Regions from separate parts of the Homo sapiens genome. Here region 2 is linked to region 1. Evidence: read pairs that join two places in POLR2A ChIA-PET (ENCODE). Cell type or tissue: GM12878. All regions are shown on one strand. Links, peaks and the distances in the headings refer to the core of each region. The heading gives the core; the rest is flanking DNA.

The links. ChIA-PET counts read pairs that join two places held together with the same protein. Peaks named below come from ENCODE experiments on the same cell type or tissue, not always from the same donor. Only the 100,000 strongest peaks of a DNase experiment are listed, where the experiment ranks them.
Region 2: POLR2A ChIA-PET joins it to region 1 with 10 read pairs; 5 of 35 experiments call an interaction of 5 or more read pairs at or near these places.

The regions. Positions count from the first base shown.
Region 1 is chr18:50,947,807-50,950,723 of GRCh38, forward strand. It overlaps ME2 (malic enzyme 2), which reads left to right. Exons shown (of 16, transcript NM_002396.5): 16 at 1-2,917. Among named protein-coding and RNA genes, the nearest start is that of ELAC1, 19 kb to the right of the region's middle. In GM12878, for the core only: no CTCF peak of the experiment used is centred there; no DNase peak of the experiment used is centred there.
Region 2 is chr18:51,017,706-51,020,622 of GRCh38, forward strand. All of the region lies in intron 1 of LOC107985152 (a long non-coding RNA gene), which reads right to left. LOC124904303 (a long non-coding RNA gene) reads right to left here and starts at 581. Exons shown (of 2, transcript XR_007066372.1): 1 at 1-581. In GM12878, for the core only: no CTCF peak of the experiment used is centred there; no DNase peak of the experiment used is centred there.

The sequences.
Region 1 (2,917 bases), core at 116-2,615:
TTTAAGTAAATAAAAGTCATTGTTTTCAACAGTGTATAAAAATCATAGTGTAACCTTTTTATTTAATAAATATCTTACATTTAATTGCTTCAGTTATGCTATCTTATTGCCCAACTAGAAATTTAGATTTGCTTATGAAAAACACATATTTTTGTTACTTCTAGATGATTCTAGGAGGGAGTATAAGATACCTAATCATATGGGAACATCACGTGACTTTTTAAATCTAAATTAGTCATGCTTCACATCAAAATGAGTCATATTTAACTGGAGAAACTATGCCCTTATTCCAGAACTGATGCTCTTTATTGCTTGAGATAATTTTGGAATGTTACTATGATACTGTTTCTTTGAATATCATTAGTAGTGACAACTCTTTCTCCATTGAAGGCAGACTTAATTTTTTTAAACCACCAACATTAATTTAGAGCTAAATGGGGATGAATAAGGTTGGTGTTCATCTGGGAAATGCCTTTTTTAATCCCAGTAAAATGGGTAATAATGGCTATCCAGAACAGTTTTCTTGTGTGGCTTGCATATTGAAGAATTCTAAAGGAAAATATATCTGCCTACCATGCTTGCTCTTAGGGAAGAAAACTTAAATGCTCATTCTAGGATAGTAACAACAACAGATAATTCATCGATAATATGAGCATGCACAGTATTTGATATTGCTCTGTAGGAAAAAAGAGACTTCATTTTTTTCATCTTCTGCCTATGAATACAAATTGATTCTTTTTTTTTTTTTTTTTTTTTGAGACAGAGTCTCACTCTGTTACCAGGCTGGAGTGCAGTGGTGTGATCTCAGCTCACTGCAACCTCTGCCTCCCAGGTTCAAGCAGTTCTCCTGCCTCAGCCTCCCAAGTAGCTGGGACTACAGGTACACGCCACCACGCCCAGCTAATTTTTGTATTTTTAGTAGAGACGGGATTTCACCATGTTGGCCAGGAGGGTCTCGATTTCCTGACCTCGCGATCCGCCCACCTCAGCCTTCCAAAGTGCTGGGATTACAGGCGTGAGCCACCGCACCCAGCCAATTTTTTTTTTTTTTTTTTTTGAGACAGAGTCTCGCTTTTGTCGCCCAGTCTGGAGTGTAGTGGCATGATCTCTGCAACCTCTGCCTCCTCGGTTCAGGCGATTCTTCTGCCTTAGCCTCCCAAGTAGCTGGGATTACAGGCACCGGCCACCACACCCAGCTAATTTTTGTATTTTTAGTAGAGATGGGGTTTCACCATGTTGGCCAGGCTGGTCTCAAAATCCTGACTTCAGGTGATCCACCCACTTTGGCCTCCCAAAGTGCTGGGATTACAGGCGTGAGCCACCACACCTGGTCCAATTCATCATAATTCTGAATATAATTTAATAATTTTAAAATGGTCGCAATGGCATTGCCATTTGGAGTATGGGAAAATGCAGTTGGTTAATTCATTGAACAGATTAGTAAAGTCAGAAGTCTTTTTCATAACATACGGTCACAATTCCTTTCTTTTAATTAAAGACAAAAGGTTTATGGGTTTTGGTTTGTTTGTTTTAGATATGGGGTTTTGCTATGTCACCCTTGCTGGAGGGCGGTGGCTGTTCACAGGCGTGGGTCATAGAGCACTGCAGCCTGGAACTCCTGGGTTCAAGCTCTCCTCCTGCCTCAGCCTCCTGAGCAGCTTGGACTAAAGGTGTGCACCACCGCACCTGGCTGAGAGGCTTCTGTTTTTCATGTTCCCTTTATCAAAACAAAATCACGCCTAAACATACTCTCTGTGTGAAATCTTGATTTTAGTTCAACCTAAGAAATATAATAAATATAAACCTGTTTCTTGCTTAGTGTTTATTGAAGGCAGGAACGTATGCTGAATTAAAGTAATTTTACTACGAAGTTTGCTTATTAAGTATGCCTGGTACAGTCTTCATGGAAGTTATTAAGTATTTTAAGGAAAAAAATAGGCTAAATGGCATATAGCCTGCTTAAATAAAATAATTCTATTTTTTTAAAAAGCTCCCAATTGTCATTGTTATTTACCAGTCAATCTTTCAACAAGTATCAATTATTGGATGTAAATTAAAGTAAAATTGCTTAATATTTAAGCTAAGAATACAGGAAGGACTATGAGCATTGAGGAAATCGGGGGAGGCCAGAATGGCATCAAGCTGGAAAAGAAATTAAAACATTACCTTCGATGAGACTTTACCTAGCAAGAAGGTAATTATTTTGAATAACAGCAATAGAGAATCTTTTATTTTGAATTGAGAAGAAATTCTGATGATTAGAGTGTCAGTAAGTAGTAGGAAAAGGTAAGAATACATGTGTTTCTAATCTCCCACCACCACCTGTTGTATGGAACAAATTGGATTACTAGCAAGGGTAAGGTTTATTGACAATGAGAAGTTTTAGTCCAAGATTTTAGTTAAAATATTTTAAAATTTTTTGATTCATAACCAAGAAGTTGCCTCAGATCACTGTGAAGCTTTAAAATGCAGGTGCCTTTGCTCCTCCTCCCTCCAGGCCCCCGGGGGCAGAGCCCTGGCTGGTGTCTCTTCAGGAGGACCCCTGACACACCGATTCTGCCCTCACAATCACTGCCTTAAAGCAGGCAGCAGAATCTTTTGGAGAACTAACAAGATTCTGATGCTGATGCATAGGGCCTGGGGTGGGGCCTCAGATTCTGCTTTTTTTTTTTTTTTTTTTTTTTTTTTTAAACAGGGTCTCTTTCTTTTTCCTTTCTCACTCAGGCTGCAGTGAGTGGCGTGATCTTGGCTCACTGCAACCTCCACTTCCTGGGCTCAAACGATCCTCCCGCCTCAGCCTCCTGAGTAGCTGGGACTATAGGCGCAAGTCTATGCAACCACCCAGCTAATTTTTGTATTTTTAGAAGAGTGGGGGTTTTGCCACGTTGCCTGGGCTGGTCTCGAACTCCTGACCTCA
Region 2 (2,917 bases), core at 186-2,685, 70 kb after region 1:
TGCAGCTCATCCTGGGAGCCGGCTCCCCTGGGTGGTACAGCACAGAGGGAAGGAAGGGGGCCGCAGTTCAAGGGCAGCAGCTGGGAGAAGCATGTCAGAAGTGCCAGGGAAGCAAAAGTCGGCTAGGGAAAGGAAAGGGGAGGAAGGAAAAGCAGAGAGGCAGCAGCAGCTCTGGGAGAAAGGGACAGCAGACATTAGAGGGGCGAGTGTTCTGGGAGCCTCAGAGCAGTGATGGATTTTCCATCTTTCCTTGGAGGAGGGGCTGGGTCTTGGAATCCCCTCCCTTCTCTGCCCCTTACACACAGTTTGTCCTGAGGAGCAGACATGAGGTCTGTGCTCACCCAAGCGCTCACAGTCTCCTTCTCTCTTCAATACCCATCTGCTGGGCCTAATTCTTACCTCAAAAAGGTAACTCTTGATTATTCTTAAAAGTTTAAAAAAAAATAGTAACTGTGATTCTGGTCTAAGCTAAAATTATTTTTCCTCAAGGTTGTCTCCCAAGAAAAATGCTTAAAGAGGCCGGGCACGGTGGCTCATGCCTGTAATCCCAGCACTTTGGGAGGCCGAGGTGGGCGGATCACCTGAGGTCAGGAGTTCAAGACCAGCCTGGCCAACACGGTGAAACCCCATCTCTACTAAAAAATACAAAAATTAGCCAGGTGTGGTGGTGAGCACCTGTAATCCCAAGTACTCAAGAGGCTGAGGGAGGAGAATTGCTTGAACTTGGGAGGTGGAGGTTGCAATGAGCCGAGATCATGTCATTGCACTCCAGCCTGAGTGACAGAGTGAGACTCCCTCTCAAAAAAAAATAAATAAATAAATAAGAAAAATGCTTAAAGAATATGGAAATAATTTGGTGGTGTTTAGGTAGATTGTTTTCCTCCTCAGAGTTGAAAGTAACACAGATATTCATTAACTTTTATCACTGAAATGACACCATAGCACTGTAGCCCAGGCTGGAGTGCAATGGTGCAATCTCAGCTCAGTGCAACCTCCACCTCCCTGGCTCGAGCGCTTCTCCTGCCTCCACCTTCTGAGTAGCTGGGATTACAGGCACATACCACCATGCCTGGCTAATTTTTGTATTTTAGCAGAGACGAGGTTTTGCCATGTTGGCCAGGCCAGTCTCAAACTCTTGACCTCAAATGGTTTGCCTCGGCCTCCCAAAGTACTGGGATTACAGGCGTGAGCCACCGTGCCTGGCAGGTTTGTTTTGGATGAACTTGTCATTTCCAGCACTCCCTGCTTGTGATGTTCTCTCTTGTACCTGTGACACTGAGGAAAACCGTTAGATGCCAAGTTCACCTGAGGGACTAAAATCTGTCTAGATGTAAGTCTGATCTGGCGTCTACTGGGGGAAGGGAAAGACTGGATAAACTGTGTTTCAGTTCATATCCATTGCCATTCAATTCTGCATTCTAAGATATGGCAACCAGTAGGCTCACTCTACATGTTTATTCAACGGAAACGATGTCCGAAAATTTAACTTTCATCACAAAGCATTTTAGGTGGGTAGAATCATGACTGTGAACTGTCTCCTAAATAATTTAGTGTTCCATTATTCCCCTCCCCAGTACATTTTAGATTTAGGTCCTACACAGTTCTAGACCCTGGATTCTAGGGCTTTGCCTCTGGAACCAGCGGTATTGGCCTCACTTGAGAGCTTATTAGAAATGAAGAGTCTCCAGCCCACCCTCAAATCCAAGGAATCAGGATTTACTTTTTAACATGCTCCCCAAGTGATCTGTGTGCATGTTAAAGTAGGAGAAATGCTGCTCTGAGGCATCTGATCAGCAGGCCCTCCCAGGCCCTGGCTTCAGGGTAGAGCTATTTGGGTTGCAGATAGCACCATGCCACACTCTGTGGGCAGAGAGTTCAAATTCCAGCTCTGCTGTGAACCTCATCACAGGGACAAGTGACCTAAAATTAAAAAAAAAAAAAATCAAACTCACAGAAAAGTCGCAAGAATAGTACAAAGGGCCGGGCATGGTGGCTCATGCCTGTAATCCCAACACTTTGGGAGGCCGAGATGGGTGGATCACGAGGTCAGGAGTTCAAGACCAGCCTGGCCAACATGGTGAAACCCTGTCTCTACTCAAAATAAAAAAAATTAGCTGGGCGTGGCGGCACACACCTGTAATCCCAGCTACTTGGGAGACTGAGGCAGGACAATGGCTTGAACCCGGGAGGCGGAGGTTGTGGTGAGCCGAGATCGTGCCACTGCACTCCAGCCTGGGTGACAGACCGAGACTCCATCTCAAAAAAAAAAAAAAAAAAAAGAATAGTACAAAGAACTTCTGTAAATACTTTACCTAGACTCACCAACTATTAACATTTTGCAGTGTATACTTTATCATTTTTTTCGCTCTACCTATGTATGATGATTATTCCTGAATTCTTGGAGAGTTAATTGCATATACTGGCATGTCTTTACCCTCAATACTTCAGTGTGTAGCTCTGAAAACAAGGACATTTTCCTACATAACGACAACACCAGGGCTAGAACTAGATGGAGGCTAACAAGGCCTGAGCGTGAGTGGCCCTTCAAGAGGGCTTCCTTCAACTTTGTACCCTAGGAGCCTCTGTTGTCTCGCCCTAGTTCTGGCCTGCATGCTACAGTTATCAAAATCAGGAAACCTTACTATTATCTAATCTATAGTCTATTATATCTAATCTATAATCTATTATATACCTATAGTCTAATCTATAAGCTATTTTCCAATCATGTCTATTGTCCCAATAAGGTCCTTCGTAGCAAAAATTTTCCCCAGATTCAATTCAGGATCATGTATGACATTTACTTGTCCTGTGTATTTAGTCTCCTTTGATCTGGAACAGTTTTTCAGGCTTTGTCTTTTATGATATTGACATTTTTGAAAATTATAGACTAGTTATGTTACAGAATGTCCCTCAATAT